Linked DNA regions of Homo sapiens: region 1 is linked to region 2. Evidence: read pairs that join two places in POLR2A ChIA-PET (ENCODE). Cell type or tissue: PC-9. All regions are shown on one strand.

Evidence for each region. ChIA-PET counts read pairs that join two places held together with the same protein. Peaks named below come from ENCODE experiments on the same cell type or tissue, not always from the same donor. Only the 100,000 strongest peaks of a DNase experiment are listed, where the experiment ranks them.
Region 1: POLR2A ChIA-PET joins it to region 2 with 10 read pairs; 2 of 35 experiments call an interaction of 5 or more read pairs at or near these places.

The regions. Positions count from the first base shown.
Region 1 is chr1:44,278,146-44,283,145 of GRCh38, forward strand. All of the region lies in intron 7 of ERI3 (ERI1 exoribonuclease family member 3), which reads right to left. Among named protein-coding and RNA genes, the nearest start is that of SNORA110, 28 kb to the left of the region's middle. In PC-9, no CTCF peak of the experiment used is centred here; no DNase peak of the experiment used is centred here; H3K27ac peaks cover 114 bases.
Region 2 is chr1:44,063,917-44,068,916 of GRCh38, forward strand. LOC124904169 (a long non-coding RNA gene) reads right to left here. Exons shown (of 3, transcript XR_007066056.1): 2 at 2,732-2,819. It also overlaps a transcript of KLF17 not described here. Among named protein-coding and RNA genes, the nearest start is that of SLC6A9, 35 kb to the left of the region's middle. RefSeq lists enhancers at 3,489-3,568, 3,769-3,818, 4,039-4,128. In PC-9, no CTCF peak of the experiment used is centred here; no DNase peak of the experiment used is centred here; H3K27ac peaks cover 1,567 bases.

The DNA.
Region 1 (5,000 bases), 210 kb after region 2:
TACTGTACATCTCAATTGGGATGCTAAATCTTCATCAGAAATACTTAATCTGCCGAGTGCAGTGGCTCGCACCTGTAATCCCAACACTTTGGGAGGCCGAGGCAGGTTGATTGCTGAGGCAAGGAGTTGGAAACCAGCCTGAACAACATGGCGAAACTCTATTTCTACTAAAAATACAAAAATTAGCTTGGCATGGTAGCACACACCTGCAGTCCCAGCTACTTGGCAGGCTGAGGCACAAGAATCACTTGAACCCAGGAGGCAGAGGCTGCAGTGAACCAAGATCATGCCACTGCACTTTAGCCTGGGCAACAGAGCAAGACTGTCTCAGGAAAAAAAAAAAAAAAAAGGAAATACTTAATCTGTATTTAGATTTTATACAATTAACAGTTTAAAATGTAGATTCACCAACTCAGGCTGTACTAAACATAAAATTTTTCAAGAAAGTTTTTAATTAATTAATTTTTTTGAGATGGAGTCTCGCTCCGTTGCCTAGCCTGGAGTGCTGTGGCACAATCTCAGCTCACTGCAACCTCCATTGCCTCCCGGGTTCAAGTGATTCTCACACCTCAGCTTCCCGAGTAGCTAGGATTACAGGCGCCCGCCACCACATCCGACTAATTTTTTGTATTTTTTAAATAAAGACGAGGTTTTGCCATGTTGGCCAGGCTGGTCTCAAACTCCTGACCTCAGGTGATCTGCCCACCTCGGCCTCCCAAAGTGCTGAGATTACAGGCATGAGCCACTGCATCTGGCCAAGAAAGTTTTTAATTTAAATTGATTAAAATTAAATAAAATTTAAAATGTGTTCTTCAATCATACTAGCTACATTTCAAGTGATCTACTGCCACATGTGGCTAGTGGAAATTATGTTGGAAAACACAGGTCTAGCACACAAAATGCAATCTGTAATTCAGGACTATTTATTATATTCTCTATTTTTGACTATTCCTTCTGTATCTCGCAAATGTTGGTATTTCTCAGTGTTCTATCCTAGGCTTTCTTCTCACCCTATACCCTCTTCTTTGGCAATCTCATCCACTTCCATGCTTTAATTATCAATCACAGACCAATAACACTGCCAATTTTTTTTTATTTCTTTGAGACAGGGTCTTGCACTCCAGGCTAGAGTGCAGTGGTACAATCACAGCTCACTGCAGCCTCAAACTCCTGGGCTCAAGGGATCTTCCTGCCTCAGCCTCCCAAGTAGCTAGGACTATGAGCATGCATCACCAAGTCTGGCTAATTTTTACATTTTTTTGTAGAGATGAGGTCTCACTATGTTGCTCAGGCTGGTCTTGAGCTCCTGGCCTCAAGTGATCCTCCCACCTCAGCCTCCCAAAGCACTGGGATTACAGGTATAAGCCACCATGCCTGGTCTTCAAATCTGTATCTCTTATCTAGGCTTCACCCCTGAGCCCCACACCTATGTACTTAACTGCCTCCTCAATGTCTCAAAAGCATCTTAACACATATGCCCCACAATGACTTCATCTTCTTTTCCAATTCTGAAACTTCTCCTTCTCCCATTATCTCAGTCAACTCATTCCAATTCACTCAGTTGCTCAAATCATAAATCCTGGGGTCATCATGGTCTCTTCCTTCATCCTCAACCCTCACAACCAATCACCATTTGCTGTTTATTATATAATCAGTGCTACTATAATACTCTTTGAAAAAGCAAATTTGTCCAATGCAACTGATGTATTGGGAACAATTTATAGTAACACAAATTTTGCATTTGTTAATGTGCAATTTTGTTCACAAGAAACACTAGATAAACACAGGAAACTATACCTCACTGAACAGGGCTGGGTAGGAATACATAAAACACATACATGCACACATCTTAAACATCTACCAGCCACCTAGATCACCACATGTTATGGACCACATTCATCTGGTTACAATTTTCCATCTGATTTCAGATGATCTTCTTCCACTACTTCATAACTCACAAGCTGCAACCCTTCTCATGCCCATTTCTATAAGCAAACTTCGGGGTTTTACAGAGTAAAGTACCATATTTATTGTGGTATTTATGTATTTCTTAAGCATTTAATGTGTAAAACTATGCTACCATTTTTATTAGATTCCTATCTTTTATGTGTCACTAACTGAATTTTTATTGCATGACTTTCTCTAGCATGGTGATTTTCAGAAATCTCTATGTTGCATTATAGCAGAACTGACTAAACCATTTAATACTCAGGAATTGGCCCATTTCTCTACATTTCCACTGCTATCAGTTCAATCGAAGTAATTACCATCTTTCACCTGGACCACAGAAACAGCCTAATTCTGTGGTTCTCAACCAAGGACAGTATTCCTCCACTCCCACCCTGTCCAGGCCACTAGAAATGTATACAGGGTGATATTTTTTATTATCACAACGACTCGGAGAGGGTCACTATTGGTATTCAATCAACAGGGGCTGGGGATGCTACAAGTTCAGCAATGTCACCCACACAATGATCTGTCCCACCAAAAATGCCAAACATAGCTCTATCAAGAAAAACCAGCAACTGGTCTCCTGTATCTGCTCTTAGCTCCCTCTACACTGCAGCCAGAGAGAACTTTCTTAGAATGCAAATCAGATGATGCCCCTCTTATATTTAATACCCTTTAACAGCTTCCTCTTACCCTAAACATCAAGGTCAAAATCAAAGTGTGGTCTATAGGCTCCTGACTTCCTTCTAGCCTCATCTCATGCCACTCTCCTTTTGCCACCTTCACTACATTTTAGGCATTCATTCACTCAACACATAAGGATTAAACATCTGTGTGCCAGGAACTATTCAGAGCGATGGGGGTAGAGCAGTGAACAAAAGACACAAATTCTTTCTCCTCTTAGAACTTACATTCTAGTTTCATGAAGCTGCCAGGCTTCTTCTCCTCACCTCAGGGTCTCACCACATGCTACATTGTGCTTAGCCAATTTCAACTCATTCTTCAGGTCTCAGCTTAGACATCCTTCCTCAGGGAATTATTCTCTGACCCTACCCTACTAAGTTAGTTCCTTCTTACATGATCCATGACTCTGAACTGTTTAGTGTTACTCAATGCAACTAAAATTATTTATTCAACATCCACCTTCTTATATCCCCAGGCCCTCACACAGTACCTGGCACACAGAAGGCATTCAAAATATTTGTTTATTGGCCAGGCACAGTGGTTAATGCCTGCAATCCTAGCACTTTGGGAGGCTGAAGAGGGAGGACTGCTTGAGCCCAGGAGTTTGAGACCAGCCTGGGCAACATGGCAAAACCCCTTCTCTACAAAAAATACAAAAATTAGCCAGGCATAATGGTGGGCACTTGTAGTCCCAGCTACTTGGGAGGCTGAAGTGGGAGGATCATCTGAGCCCGGGAGTTCAAGGCTGCAGCGAGCCATGTTTATACTACCGCATTCTAGCCTGGGTGACAGAGTGAGACCCCGTCTCGAAAAAAAAAAAAAATATATATATATATATATAATATATATATTCATTTATCGATGAAGAGATATATATATGTTTACCTGTGTGCATGTTATCTTTATACTTTATGAATATGTATGTATAAACACCTTCATGTCTGGGTATGCCTGCAAATATTTCTGCAGGTGACTGCTTATAGGAATATGTGCATATACATGAAGGCATGTATGGATACAGACATGCAATTTGGAGTATACTCACTTGGGCTGTATGCATTCACATGCATATACATGTGTATATTTATACATGTGCATATGTGTGTGTGTGTGTGTGTGTGTGTGTGTGTGTGTGTGTGTGTGTGTGTATGTATTCTTCAGGCCCCTCAGTGACAGCTCTGATCTCCTGGAGGGAGCTGGGAGCAGGGCCCCAAGTCCTGTCTAAGATGACAGCTCAATAAGAATATAAGATCATTCAATGACATTCCAAATGTCAGCAAACACGGGCCTGCTCCACTCTGCTACAGGGGAAGTAGGTGGCAGCAGGAGATGTGGAAACTTGGCCATTGAAAAGTTCCTATTTCCTGATGCAACCCACACCATTTCTGGAGAAGTAAGGGCAGCTGAAAGACATTTTGCCTCTTCTCAGATTAGAGGTCTTAGGAAATAGGCATGGTGAATTCATGCCCAGTTGCTCACTCACTAGGCAAGTCTCAGGTGACCAAGCAGACCAGGACCTTTCCCACCTTTCTCAAGGAGTAATGCTCTGCTGGGGGAGCAGAGGAGGAAGAGAGAAGAAAGGGAAGGGGGAAACACAAAGTAAGATCAAGGACAGGAGAGGACCCTGTAGAGAACCAGAGCCTGGGTCACACAGGGGACACAAGGCATGGAGTAAGTCTTTTACATAATATTCCTGCAACCTTGGCAATGACCTCTCTGGCTTTGCTTTTATCATTACTCTTTTTAAGCAGGAATCTTAGTGCAGCCTGCACCAAGTCACACAGCATAAAGGTCAGAAAGAGTACCATGCCCCTGGGCCTCCAGACTCAGCAGCCTCTATGTCCTGAATGGCTGTTGGTAAGGACTGAGCTAAAGTCCAGAGTTAAGCCACCTCTCCTGTTGGGCCTTTAAGCACATTTGCAATACAAAGTGGCTGGAGTGCAGAGAGGAAGAGGTTAGACCCCTTATGTCTCCCAGACTTGCTCAGCTTACCTCACACGAGGAAATCACAAGGCCAACTAGCAACAGAGTCCTCAGTTTCGCCTTGTACCTACTATTCCCTTCCTCTTCAGGTCAGCACAGTCTGCAGGGGAACCAAACTGAACAGACTCTGGGCAGCCTGCCTTTACCCCCACCCTTTGGGCCAGCAGCACCAAGGTGGCCCTGAGTGACAACGTTACCACATGGGTCGGCTGCTTTCCTGCCTTTCTGCCAAGGAACCTGGAGGCAGGGAGCTATCCATACACCAAAAAGTCTAGTGAACTTCACAGGGTAATTGTTCATGGTCAGCGCCTGCCTCGCCTGGCCGGGCCTTCACATTGCATTTGCTGAGGCCAGCAAGCAGCCTCAGATGTGCTCTGACAGCT
Region 2 (5,000 bases):
AGCCAACTCTGGATTGAATGCTGTTAGGAAGCCGGGAGGATTGAGTGCAATTCACAAGGTTAGCAGGACCACGGGTCAGCAGGGCAGTGCGGGGCCAGAGCAGAGTGGAAAGTGGACCAAAAGAGGCACATGGAGAATACCTAGCACAACTGCCTATGTACCCTCCCTAAACTAACTGCCAGAGGAAGCACTTCAGCCAAATGAAAAAATAAGTGAGAAGTTAGCTGGGAAACAAGGAAGGCATAATATGCTAAACATGGCAACAAGGGAAAAACCAGTAAAATTTATTGTTATGTATATGTAATTATTGATATTGTTACTGTGGAAAGATTCTTAACTAAATTCTCATAAAAAGATATATGCTTATTATAATAATTAATACAGAAAGTACTGAAAAAGTTTTTTCAACTGCCCCAAATGCAGCTACCCCCAACAATTATCTTCAACATTTGTCGGTTATCATTCTAGACACTTTCTATGCAAATCCATAGAGAAGCCTAGATATAAATAATTTTATGATGTAGACTGTGAAGAATTTCATATTAGGGATGCACTAAAGCTTAGCTGTGGACTTAGTATTTGGCTCAAATCTGCTATTCAACTATGACTTTGGCTCTAGCCCTTACAAGGTTAAATAGCCAAATACCTTCTTTGGTATCATTTGTGACATCCCTGAACCTGTGTGTGATCCATGATCACGACTGTGTTGATTTTTGTCATATCTGATCAACATAACAATATCAGTAAATGAACCAAGCCATGTTACGTGAATTTATTGTTAATATCTGAATATTCACCTTCACATATAGGTAACCATTCAAGATACAGGTTCATGAAAATGTCCTTTGCTTTATATGCCAAAATTCTATTAGTCATTTGAGGTATACATGTATATTTAATATTTCATGAGTAAAACGTTATAATAATTAATGATTATTTGAAAGCTGCTAATCGTGTGCACAAAAACAATAAGAACTTTCAAATAAATATGGAAATAGATTGGAAGTTAATGCAATTTTAATGAGAAAGTGTGCTAACTAGGTATCTTTAGAAGAACTTTATATTGTTTTAAGGTCAAGAGATGTTTATAGGCTGGGCGTGGTGGCTCACGCCTGTAGTCCCAGCACTTTGGGAGGCTGAGGCGGGCGGATCACGAGGTCAGGAGTTCGAGAGCAGTCTGGCCAACATGGTGAAACCCCGTCTCTACTAAAAATACCAAAAATTAGCGGGGCGTGGTAGCGCACGCCTGTAATCTCAGCTACTCGGGAAGCTGAGGCAGGAGAATCACTTGAACCTGGGAGGCAGAGGTTGCAGTGAGCCAAGATCATGCCACTGCATTCCAGCCTGGGCGACAGAGCGAGACTCCATCTAAAAAAAAAAAAGAGAGATGTTTATGACAATTTAAGTAATACAAGCCAGAATACTAGTGATTATATCATAAAATTGTCGGCATAATAGTATTCATAATATGAATCAAAATAATCCTTGGTTTTTTTTTTTTTTTTTTTTTTGAGCCAGAGTCTCCATCTGTCACCCAGGCTGAAGTGCAGTGGTGTGATGTAGGCTCATTGCAACCTCTGCCTCCTAGATTCGAGTGATTCTCATGCCTCAGCCTCCCGAGTAGACGGGATTACAGTTGAGCACCACCACGCCAGGCTAATTTTTGTATTTTTAGTAGAGACGGGGTTTCACCATGTTGCCCAGGCTGGTCTCGAACTTGTGGTCTCAAGTGATCCCCTGCCTTGGCCTCCCAAATTGCTGTAATTACAGGCATGAGCCACTGCTCCCAGCCTAAAATAATCCTTAATAGCTGTATTACTTCTGTTTATTTATTATACATTAGAAGAAATAAAAATACATGCCACAAGCAAAGAAGATATTTATAACATATATAATCAGCAAACAGTGTCTAGTATGTGCAGATAATGCCTATAAAATAGTAAGAAATATAGAAGTAATTCAATAGAAAAATTAGCAAATTTCCTTCAGAAAAAGAAACATGAATGGGCAATAAATGGATGGAAAATACTCAACTTTATTAATAATCAGGGAAATGTAGTTAAGTCTAGAATAAGATATCATTTACATCCATTCAATTGGCAAAAACTAAGAAGTATGGGCTGGGCACTGTGGCTCACACCTATAATCCCAGCACTTTGGGAGACCGAGGTGGGAAAATCACTTGAACTTAGAAGTTCCAGGCCAGCCTGGGCAATACAGTGAGACCCCCGTCTCTACAAAAAAATTTTTAAAAATAGCTAGGCATAGTGGTATGAACCTGTGTTCTCAGCTACTTGGGAGACTGAGGTGGGAGGATTGCTTGAGCTGGGAGGTCAAGGCTGCGGTGAGCCATGATTGCACCACTGTACACCAGCCTGGACAACAGAGTGAGACCTTTCCTCAAAAGAAACAAACAAAAACCCTCCCCCCAAAAAAAACAACAAAAAAATTAAGGGGTATGATAATACTTTCCTTTTTTTTTTTTTTTTTTAAGAGATGGGGTCTTGATATGTTGCCTAGGCTGGTCTTGAACTCCTGGGCTCAAGCAATCCTCCCACCTCAGCCTCCCAGAGTGCTGGGATTTCAGGAAAGAGCCACCATGCCTGGCCAACTTTCTAAAGAGAATATTGGTCAGTGAGATCTCTTATACATTAATGGTTGGTGTATAAATTGAATATCCACTCTGGAAAAACAATTTGTCATTATCTTGTGTTATTGAACAATCACATACCCAGATATTCGACTCTTGGATATATACCCAGGAGAAATTCTTGCACAGGTACATCAGAAGACATCTGACAGGAGTGTAGCCAGTAGCGCTATATGTAAGAGCACAAATAAAAGAACCATTCAAATGCCTGGTGACTACAGAGTGGATAGACTGTAGTGTACTCACACATGGAATATGACACAGCAGTAAAAATGAATGATACTCCTATCCATGCCACAACATGGATAATCTTAGTAACATAATTTTGAGCAATAAAGCAAGTCTTGAAGAGCACTCTTTTTATAAAGATCAAAAACAAGCAAAACAAAACAATATTTCATTTAGGCATCTATATAGATGACGTTCTCAAATAGTGGTTACCTCTCGGAGGAGGTATGGGTAGAACTAAGTGATCGATAACATTTAACTCTTGGGATGAGTGTTGAGCTCATTTTTTATTATATTATTTTTAAAAACAAACAATATATAATGTCTAATCCTCTAACGCTATTAGAATCTTCATTGCCTTCAAACTCAACTGGGTCAAGAAGTCCCCTTCTAGGTCAGACTCCCACTCCCTTGAGTGATGGTTGCTGCAACCATTTCTGGTGTGAATCATTTTATTGATCAAAGTTCTTGGCTTTGCAGACAACAGGATCTGCAATACTCTGTTTAAACAGAAAGGGATGTATCACAAGGTATTAGGTACTAGATAAAGCTGAATTTTGAGACAATGTATTGTGGTTGATGTAGCATCTTGGGCGATACTGGTTATGAGTGACATAAGGAAGGCTCTTAGGTCAGGTTCCCGAGAACAGAGTCTGACATGAATATTCTTGTTCCAGTGATTTATGAGAGGAGTCCTCTCAGAAGAAGAGGTGGGAGAGAAACAGGATAGGACAGAGGAAGAAAGCTAAGCAAGTGTGTGGATACTGTCTTCAGCCTGGACCCACAGGGAGCACTGGAGCATAAATTATACCACAGAATTTGTTTCTGTTTGAGGCTGGTGGGATGTCCCTTTGTACCCCAGAGAGGGTGCAGAACTTCCTGAAGGAGTTGACTGCATTTGGTTGAGAATATGTGATTATTTAGAGAAGGAGCAGCTCACTGTCACAGCAACTGGGGCAGGGTGCACTGACCAGGGCAGAGCACCAACAGTGAGCCAATGCCACCCTGACCTCATGGGGGAAGGGTGGGGATAACCTGGGGCCAGATCAGAATTAGGTGGGGGTGGGACAGAGCAGGACAGGAGAGGCTGGGAGGAGCAGAACCGAGAGGGTCTGTGTTTCCTGTGTACCCTGGAAGCACAAGCCTGGGTTCTCTGAGCCTCAGGCAGCACTGACCTTTCTTCCCCATCTGGGCATGAGAAGGACAGGAGAAGCCCTTTCCTCAGCACTTTTTTTTTCTTTCTCTTTTTGAGACAGAGTTTGCTTTGTCACCCAGGCTGGAGTGCAGTGGTGTGATCTCGGCTCACTATAATCTCCGCCCCCTGGGTTCAAGCAATTCTCCTGCCTCAGCCTCCTGAGTAGCTAGGATTACAGGTGCATGTCACCATGCCTGGGTAATTTTTGCGTTTTTGGCAGAGATGGGGTCTCACCATGTTGTTTAGGCTGTCTCAAACTCCTGACCTCAAGTGATATGCCCACCTCTCAAAGTGCTGGGATTACAGGTGTGAGCCACTGCGCCCAGCCCCTTTCATCAGCGTCTCATTCCAGTTTCTGGGTCCTGAGCACTTCACCTTGAGGCCCCTCTTTACGGGAAAAGTCTCACTGAGGTGAGGACATACCAGCCAGGAGTGGGGTGAGCAGGAGAGCTCCTGGGGCAGGGCCCTCCAGTTACTATGTAGCCCCCACCACCTCCCTGTTACTGGGGCAGAGAGAACCAAGCTTCTCTGTCAGCAGCCTCCTCCCTTCCCCTGCCCTTCGGCCTTGGCCTTGATCTCAAGCTAATGTGTTATCTGATTCATTAGGTGGTGGGCAGTTTTTCCCAAGCTGCCTGCCTCAGTCTGGACTGGAACATTCTGGCCTCACAGGAGGGCTGGCCCCTGCCCTCACAGGAAGCTTTAACCCTTGCTCTGCTAGCATGATTCTCCAGGGTCACAGGCTGGGGTTATGTTTTCTCCAGAGTGGCACCAAACGGAAGCTTGTGGAGAGTTTAGACACTCAACACACTTCCTCATTCTCCCCCAAGCTAGGCAGAAAATGCCTAATCTGAGTAAAAATAGTTTGTCCCCTGGCCCATCCCCTGTTGTAACACAATTGTGACCCTGTGCCCTTTTACATAGAATTTC